Regions from separate parts of the Homo sapiens genome. Here regions 2 and 3 are each linked to region 1. Evidence: read pairs that join two places in POLR2A ChIA-PET (ENCODE). Cell type or tissue: K562. All regions are shown on one strand. Region 1 overlaps NAMPT (nicotinamide phosphoribosyltransferase). Region 2 has its middle 15 kb from the start of PRKAR2B. Region 3 has its middle 150 kb from the start of CTB-30L5.1.

Evidence for each region. Peaks named below come from ENCODE experiments on the same cell type or tissue, not always from the same donor. Only the 100,000 strongest peaks of a DNase experiment are listed, where the experiment ranks them.
Region 2: POLR2A ChIA-PET joins it to region 1 with 5 read pairs; 1 of 35 experiments calls an interaction of 5 or more read pairs at or near these places.
Region 3: POLR2A ChIA-PET joins it to region 1 with 5 read pairs; 4 of 35 experiments call an interaction of 5 or more read pairs at or near these places.

The regions. Positions count from the first base shown.
Region 1 is chr7:106,278,809-106,281,308 of GRCh38, reverse strand. The region is part of intron 1 of NAMPT (nicotinamide phosphoribosyltransferase); the gene reads left to right. Among named protein-coding and RNA genes, the nearest start is that of NAMPT, 4.9 kb to the left of the region's middle. In K562, no CTCF peak of the experiment used is centred here; a DNase peak (open chromatin) is centred at 1,348.
Region 2 is chr7:107,028,044-107,030,543 of GRCh38, reverse strand. No RefSeq gene overlaps it. Among named protein-coding and RNA genes, the nearest start is that of PRKAR2B, 15 kb to the left of the region's middle. In K562, no CTCF peak of the experiment used is centred here; a DNase peak (open chromatin) is centred at 1,323.
Region 3 is chr7:106,448,133-106,450,632 of GRCh38, reverse strand. No RefSeq gene overlaps it. Among named protein-coding and RNA genes, the nearest start is that of CTB-30L5.1, 150 kb to the left of the region's middle. RefSeq lists an enhancer at 534-1,733. In K562, CTCF peaks have their summits at 1,222 and 1,473; a DNase peak (open chromatin) is centred at 1,212.

The DNA of each region.
Region 1 (2,500 bases):
AGAGAAGCATCTAGAGAAAACTAGGCTTTCTTTTCCCAAAAGGATTCTGTTCAACTGAAATATATGTGTCATATCTCATACTTTTTTAAAAAAACTGTCATACTTGGAACAAGGATATTTAGCCTTGGGAATCTAATTTTTTGTTACAGTTGGTTGGCCAGCACTCCTTAATGGAAACAGCTGTCCATCATTTGACTTAGGGCTAGACCGTTTTTGTTCTAGGCATTAAAATAATACCAGTTACTGTTATCTAGTATGTAATAATTTTTAGAAGTTTATCCTTTCATGAAGTAAATTAATCACACAACTGAAGAGTTATGTTAAAAGAACTACATTTTTCTGTTTGTGCTTATGTTTGTTTTTTTTTTGAGACGGAGTGTTGCTCTGTTGCCCAGGCTGGAGTGCAGTGGCACGATCTCAGCTCACGGCAACCTCCACCTCCCAGGTTCAAGCGATTCTCTTGCCTCAGTCTCCTGAGTAGCTGGGACTACAGGCGCGTGCCACCACGCCCGGCTAGTTTTTTGTATTTTTAGTAGAGACGGGGTTTCACCATGTTAGCCAGGATGGTCTCCATCTCCCGACCTCGTGATCCACCCGTCTTGGCCTCCCAAAGTGCTGGGATTACAGGCATGAGCCACCGTGCCCGGCCAGTTCTTTACCACATATGTATTGATGTTCAGATGGTGTTCTTTTAACAGCAGGAGGGCCATGCCAGTTTAGGAAGCATTTTCACTGGGAAGGTTTGCTGGGATCTTATTAGGTATTTTGTTTGGTTTACATCTACGGAATAATTTTGTATTTATTGTAGAACCATTTTCTTTAGTAATAGAAGTCAAGTCAGTGCTAAAAAAGTTAACATGATTTAAGAGCTTTCTGTGTTAACTTTAGAATACTATGAAACTTTTTGTTAGCGTTACTTAACATTTAAAATTGAGCACTTCATTTCCCTACCATTTGATAGCCTTCCCCATCTCTATAAATGGCACTCTTATTAATGCAGTTGCTCAACCAAAAATGTGGGAGGTATTAATTCTTCTCCCTCATTATCATCTTCCACATCCAATTTATCGGCGTAGTTCCCCTTTACCTCCAAAAACACTGGGCAAATTCTCCCATCTAACCTAATAGCCCCTAACTCCTGCACTCTTTGGTCACCCTATAATCCATTCTTATCCACCACTAGGCTAATCCTTTTAAAAGGTGAATCATGTCATATTCACCCCAGCTTAAAACATAATGGCTTCCCATTGCACTTGGTATAAAATCCAGGCTCCTTGGGGTAGTCTGTAAGCCTTACATGATCTCATTTCTGCCTACCTCTGACCTTATCGTGTTCTTACTGTCCCCACCCCGCCCCCATACTTTTAAGTACCTACCACATTGGCCTGCCTTCTGTTCTGTCCCTTATGCCAAAGCATTTCCTGTCTCCTTGTCATTTAGGTCTTGCTCACATGTCACCTTCTCAAAGAAGTCTTCCTGGCCCCCTCTAGCCCATCATTCTCTTACATTTTCATAGCATCTATCTTGATCTGAAATTAATATATTTTTTTTCTTCCTTCTTCAGCCCTTATTAGTCCTTTGAAAATAGAGACCATGTCATTCTATTTACTTTCTCATCCTCAGTGTCTGAAGTAGGTACAGAGTATGTATTTGTGAATGAAGTATTTATAAAATAACAGTTGATTTGAATTTATGCTATATCATCCAATTTTCTGGTGAAGGTTCAAAATGGCCTGTTTAGTAGAAAGTAAAATGAAGAGGACAGTAAGCTAGCAAAACTAGAATCATTATAAATCCTTTTGACTACATTGTTAGAAATACTTTCTTAAAAAGCTCTGCTTTAAAAACATTTTCCCATTAAACAACATGTACATATACCCCTATAAGTAGACCTAAACATGCTCTGTATTCTTCTGTAAACTTGTTGGGTGTTAGTAGATAGTTAATAAATGGTGTTTCTTGGCTAATTACCTGCGAGTTTGCCTAGATAACTTAGATGCGTTAGCTATATTCTAAAACGATACTCTTAAGGTTCTCCAAAGATTTTTAGAGTTCATACTTCGTTTCTAATTAAGCAGTTCAGACATTTTTGTATTTTAAATGGTATTTGTTTTCAGAGAAGGCATTCTAAGTAAAGGTAGGTTTTTAAAGTACTATAATTAGAGAACATAGCTGAAGCTTTAAAATTATAAATATTTAATTATTGTCCAGAACTGGAGCTGTATTTGTACAAAGAACATTTTCAGTATACTTTTAGACCAAGATACAGAGTTAAATAGCTTAGAGACATTTCCATTTTGCTTTTGACTCTTCGTCTTCTCAGAAAAAGAAAATAACTTGCCTTCTAGTAATTTTAAATCTGATAAAGAATGCATCATTAAGTACCTGAACAGTAAGGGTCAAACTGTGGAGAAATAAAACTATGAATCAGACTTACAAACTTGTGCTATAAGATCCACACCATTTTTCAAGTTTTACTTCATCGTGTGTGCTTTTCTTC
Region 2 (2,500 bases), 750 kb before region 1:
AATCACTTGAACCCAGGAGGCAGAGGTTGCAGTGAGCCAAGATTGCACCACTGCACTCCAGCCTGGGTGACAGAGAGAGACTCTGTCTCAGAAAAAAAAAAAAAAGAAAAATAAAAAAGTCACATAAACTCTTTAAAATATAAACAAGCACTGAGGGAAGATTTGAGCAATTCCCCAGAATTTCTCAGGGGCTATGTTAAAGTAAGATCATGCAATAGTTATAATACCAAATATACCTACTGCTTGCATATGCTTGCATATATGATAATGTTATAATGACATTTCTAGCTATTGCTAGTTTTTTAATTATTCTTCTTTGGAATTTCTTTAAACGAGGCCCTTCTCAAGTTTTCCAAGAAACGAGGAAGGATGGAAGAAATATAGAAAGCTTCCAACAGTATTGTTTTTACTGCAATGTTACTTTCCAGTAGTAATTCACTCTTAGCAGCCCAGCCTGACAATGCTTATCTATGTATTTAAATAGAACCTGCCACTTAAGGAACTAAGAGCTCTATAAAGCATGCCTTTTTTGGCACGAAATAATCCAGGGAGGATGGAAAGCTATTGGGAAGAGAGTTGAAACCTGAGTTTATCATCAACAATAATAATAATATGTCCAGGATGCAGTCCTGGGCCAATTTATGTATTTAGATTAGATGTTCTATTTTTGGAGCACATCCCAATGAATCAAAAACATTAACGCTGAGACCTGCAGTAAGCAAATGAATAAGAATAAGCCTTGGAAGATATTTGAAATGCAACCATTCTCCAGGATTTAAAACTGTAGAAAGTTACCTGTTTGACATAGATTAAGGAACATATCCTTTAATAGCTGCAGTGACTCTCTGAGAGAGAGCTCATCCATGAACTCAACATTATTTATAGCACTTACTCTGTGCAAGGCACCATGCTAGAAGTTATGGTTACACCAAAGGACAATTAGGATAGAGGCAAACTGTTCCTGTCCTTATATCCTGGTTGGAGAAACTGACATTAAACAAAAATAGAAAACAAATTACATAATTATGAGAAATATAAGATGGTCTGAGAGACTATAAACTGGGATACTTAATTCAGAGGTGAGTGGACATGCGTCCTTTTTACCGATTTGCTGGTATTGGGCAGAAACGCATCATTGTTTGCTATTAAATAGAGCCTGAGAATGTTATCAGCAGGGCTGCAATAGAGAGAGCAGCTGATACCATTATGCAGATCCTTGGTTTAGAGCCAAAGCCCCCGAGACAGCAGTTGGCAAGATGTGGCCATTTTCCATAGGGTTGCCTCCCCTAAAACACATCTATCTCCCCACAGTGTGCAGGGCCCTGTCTGATCCTCCCAGCGGGCTTTATTGCATAATTGCAGGAGCCTCTGATTCTAGCAGAAGTGGGACAGACAGGTCAGCATTAGTCATGAAAAATATACTTGACAATCTTCTTTTTTGTTGTTGTTGTTTTACTTTTAAGCTGCCAATGCTGTGTTCATAAAACTTCATAAATACGTTTAAAACAAATTTTTCTGGGTGATAAAAGAAAAAACTTGAAACATTTACAATGTATTTATCAAAAGCCAATCTCTTCTCTTTTCATTATTTATTGATAGGCTTCTTCTACTCATTTTTATAGTTTGCACTTATTGTTAATATAACAGGAATCTAAATATAAATATCTTCAACCTACTCTTTATGTATTTTTTGTTGTGAGCTTTTATTTTTACCCCTTAGAGAGAGTTTCTTCCTAAAATCTGGTTGCACTATTTTGTGTCAAATAATTCCTTAAAAATCCAATTATTTCTGTGTTCTTGTGTTACATTCTCTGTCACTCCTGTCTCCTACCCTCTTTTCTTTTTCTTTGAGACGGAGTCTACCTCTGTCACCCAGGTTGGAGTGCAGTGGTGCGATCTCGGCTCACTGCAAGCTCCGCCTCCTGGGTTCATGCCATTCTCCTGCCTCAGCCTCCAGAGTAGCTAGGACTACAGGCGTCCGCCACCACGCCTGGCTACTTTTTTGTATTTTTAGTAGAGATGGGGTTTCACCATGTTAGCCAGGATGGTCTCGATCTCCTGACCTCATGATCCTCCCACCTCGGCTTCCGAAAGTGCTGGGATTACAGGCGTGAGCCACTGCGCCCTGCCGCATCTACCCTCTTTCCACTTTCTACTTCTTTTTTTTTTTTTTTTTTTTTTTTTTTTTTTTTTTGTCAGAGACAGAGTCTTGCTGTGTTGCTCAGGCTGGTCTCAAACTCCTGAGCTCCAGCGATCCTCCCTCATTGGCCTCCTGAGTAGCTGGGGTTATAGGCGTGTACCACCACACCCAGCTTACTTCTTGCTATCTCTTTGAGTAACAGTTCCTGAACAGAACTCTATTAATCCTCTGTTCTCTATTCATAACTTCCAGAAATCTTTGTTATTTGGCTTTCCTTAAAAAAAAAAAAAAATCACTTCTGAGTCTGTAGTCTTTCTACAAACTTAGACCTAAATACCTAAAGTTTCATTATTTTCATTC
Region 3 (2,500 bases), 170 kb before region 1:
AGGCCAGTCACCCACAAGGCTGTAAGGGAATGCATGGGAAACAATGGCTTTGGGTGTGGAAAGTCTTTGGTTGGACAAATACAAATGGTTACTTACCATTGTGATTTTAATAGAAGTAAACATCAAAAACTAAAAATGAACAAACTATTAACCTCTTTAGTGGGTTAATGATCTCACTGTGAATAATCCAGGCACTCAGTTTTTCATTTTTGTTGTTCATTTTAACAAAACATATCTGGAGCATGGAGTAAAACTATTTGATACCTAACTCTGCCACTTTCAACTTGTGTGACTTTGGCCAAGAGATGCAACATCTCTGAACCTTGGTGTCATCATCTGAAAAATGGAGGTAATGCTTGCCTTGCTTACCACAGTGGGGAAGTTGCAAGGCCCAACATGAGAAACACGTTTTTAAAAGTACTCTATTAAGTATTCAGTGTCATACCAATAGATGGTGGTTTTATTTTTATTATGTATTTTTAAGAGCATAATTTATTGGCTTGCTAGTACCACCACCAGGAGGAAATGGAAAATAAAATAAAATAAAGGAGATGGAATTAAAATATCTACTTGATAGTCCACCTTGATGAGAGAAGATTGAAATTATGGTCTCCAGTGAGATGCTAGGATTGTCAGTGGCTTTCATTGCTCTTCCAAATGTATTCTAAGTAAAGCAAAAACAGAAGATGAATTACTAAACTGTGGAAGCACAAAGACTTTGTGTTAAGTTATGTAAGATCAGCCACAGAGAGAGAAATGACATGTAAAACCAGGCCACTGTACTGTATCCTCAAGCTAACTTCACCTTCTCTAAATAAGTGTCACCACCTCTAGAAATTCATTTTTATTCTATGGAAAATGTAAGTAGGGTATCCATTTGTTCATTCGGTGTTGGGTAGTTACATGTTACCATGCCCGTCATTTTATGAGTAGGTTTGTAGATGTCAAATTGGTGATACAACTCATTTCCTCTAGATAAAGAGCTTGCCCCACCCTTTCTCCTGAGCAGTGCCTACAGTTAAGACAGAGATGAAAGATGGTTTGGATCAAGGTACTTTGGGATGGAGCCTTCATACTCAGCCCCTCCAGAAGGGAATCCACAGGCAAAGAGCTCCAAGGACCTTGAGAGTCGGCCAAGTGGGGAGATGAGTCCCTGGCTCCCCAGGCATAACACAGAAGTGGCATGGGCGGTTCCTTCCACTTCAGTCTTTGGCAAAATTCTGCCGATTCATCCTCACACAGCAGAATTCTTACCTGGTTCTGGGAACAGCCAGATTACTGAGGGAGAAGAAGCTGGGTAGAAGGCTGAGCAGAGCTCCTAGCCTCTGGGTGGCCAGTGGTCAGGGCTAGGACCTGAATACAGGCGTTGTTCACCCTGTATTCCTCCCCCACCTTATAACATGACAGGAGCATGGAGCCACTTGGCTGCAAAATAGTGTTAGATTAAGTTTAGCCTAAAGCTGCCTTCTTACATATTTTACGTTTGGCCTAAAGGTTTCTCTGTACACAGTGAACTGAACCCAACTGGATGTGCAAACAGACTGTAACCTGCTCTTGTGCCAGTCACTAAGTTTCTGCCAATCACAGGCAGCCAACTGTTCAAACAGGTTCAAATAAGGCAAATGCTGAGCTGTAACCAATCTGGCTGTTTTTTCTGTATTTCAGTTTCCTTTTTCTGTCCATAGATCTTCTTCCACCATGTGGCACCCCCAGAACCTCTCTGAACTATTCTCATCTGGGGATTGCCCAATTTGTGAATTGTTCTTTGCTCAATTAAATGATGTTAAATTTAATTTGCCTAAGGTTTTTATTTTAACAATAGTGGTAGGGGACTCGGGGGGGAGGTAATCCACTGGTCTTGTAACATTTTTCAGTGTTAGTTCATCCCCACTGAGAAATATGTTTTGTCCAATAGGTTCTTCAGAGAGAAAGGGGTCCCCAGGAGTTAAATATGAATGTAGTTTGCAGCTTCTTAGCAGGTTCCAGGAAAAAAATAACACCCAGCTATTCAAGGGAAAACTTGGATCTTGCCCCTCACCAAGGTGGCCAATTCCCTGGGGATTTCTGACATCAGAAGCTGCTTCCTGGGGGGACTCCAGCCTGGAGAGGGAGGTGCCTCTTACTATGGATGCAACATGACATCTATGCTAATGCTGTGTCATTTGTTTCTTGGTTTTATTTTTCTCCAGTAATAAAGCATGAATCTGAGCTATATAAAGAGAAGGGGGAGCTGCAGATTCCCAGCAGCTATGAGTTACTCAGCATCAACCTTACCCCTCCTGCAAGGCTTCTCATCCACATCACAGTTGATCCACCTTGAGCTCTCCTATCCGGTGTTTCCTCTTTCCTGGACTATGATCCATAAGGACTGGGTCCATCTTGAGTAGTTGTGACCCTCAATGGCCAACATAGTGGAAACTCAACATACATTTATGGTATGGGCAAATGAGTGAGTGAATATATGCATGGATGAATTTCTACTACTTATAATGGTCTATTG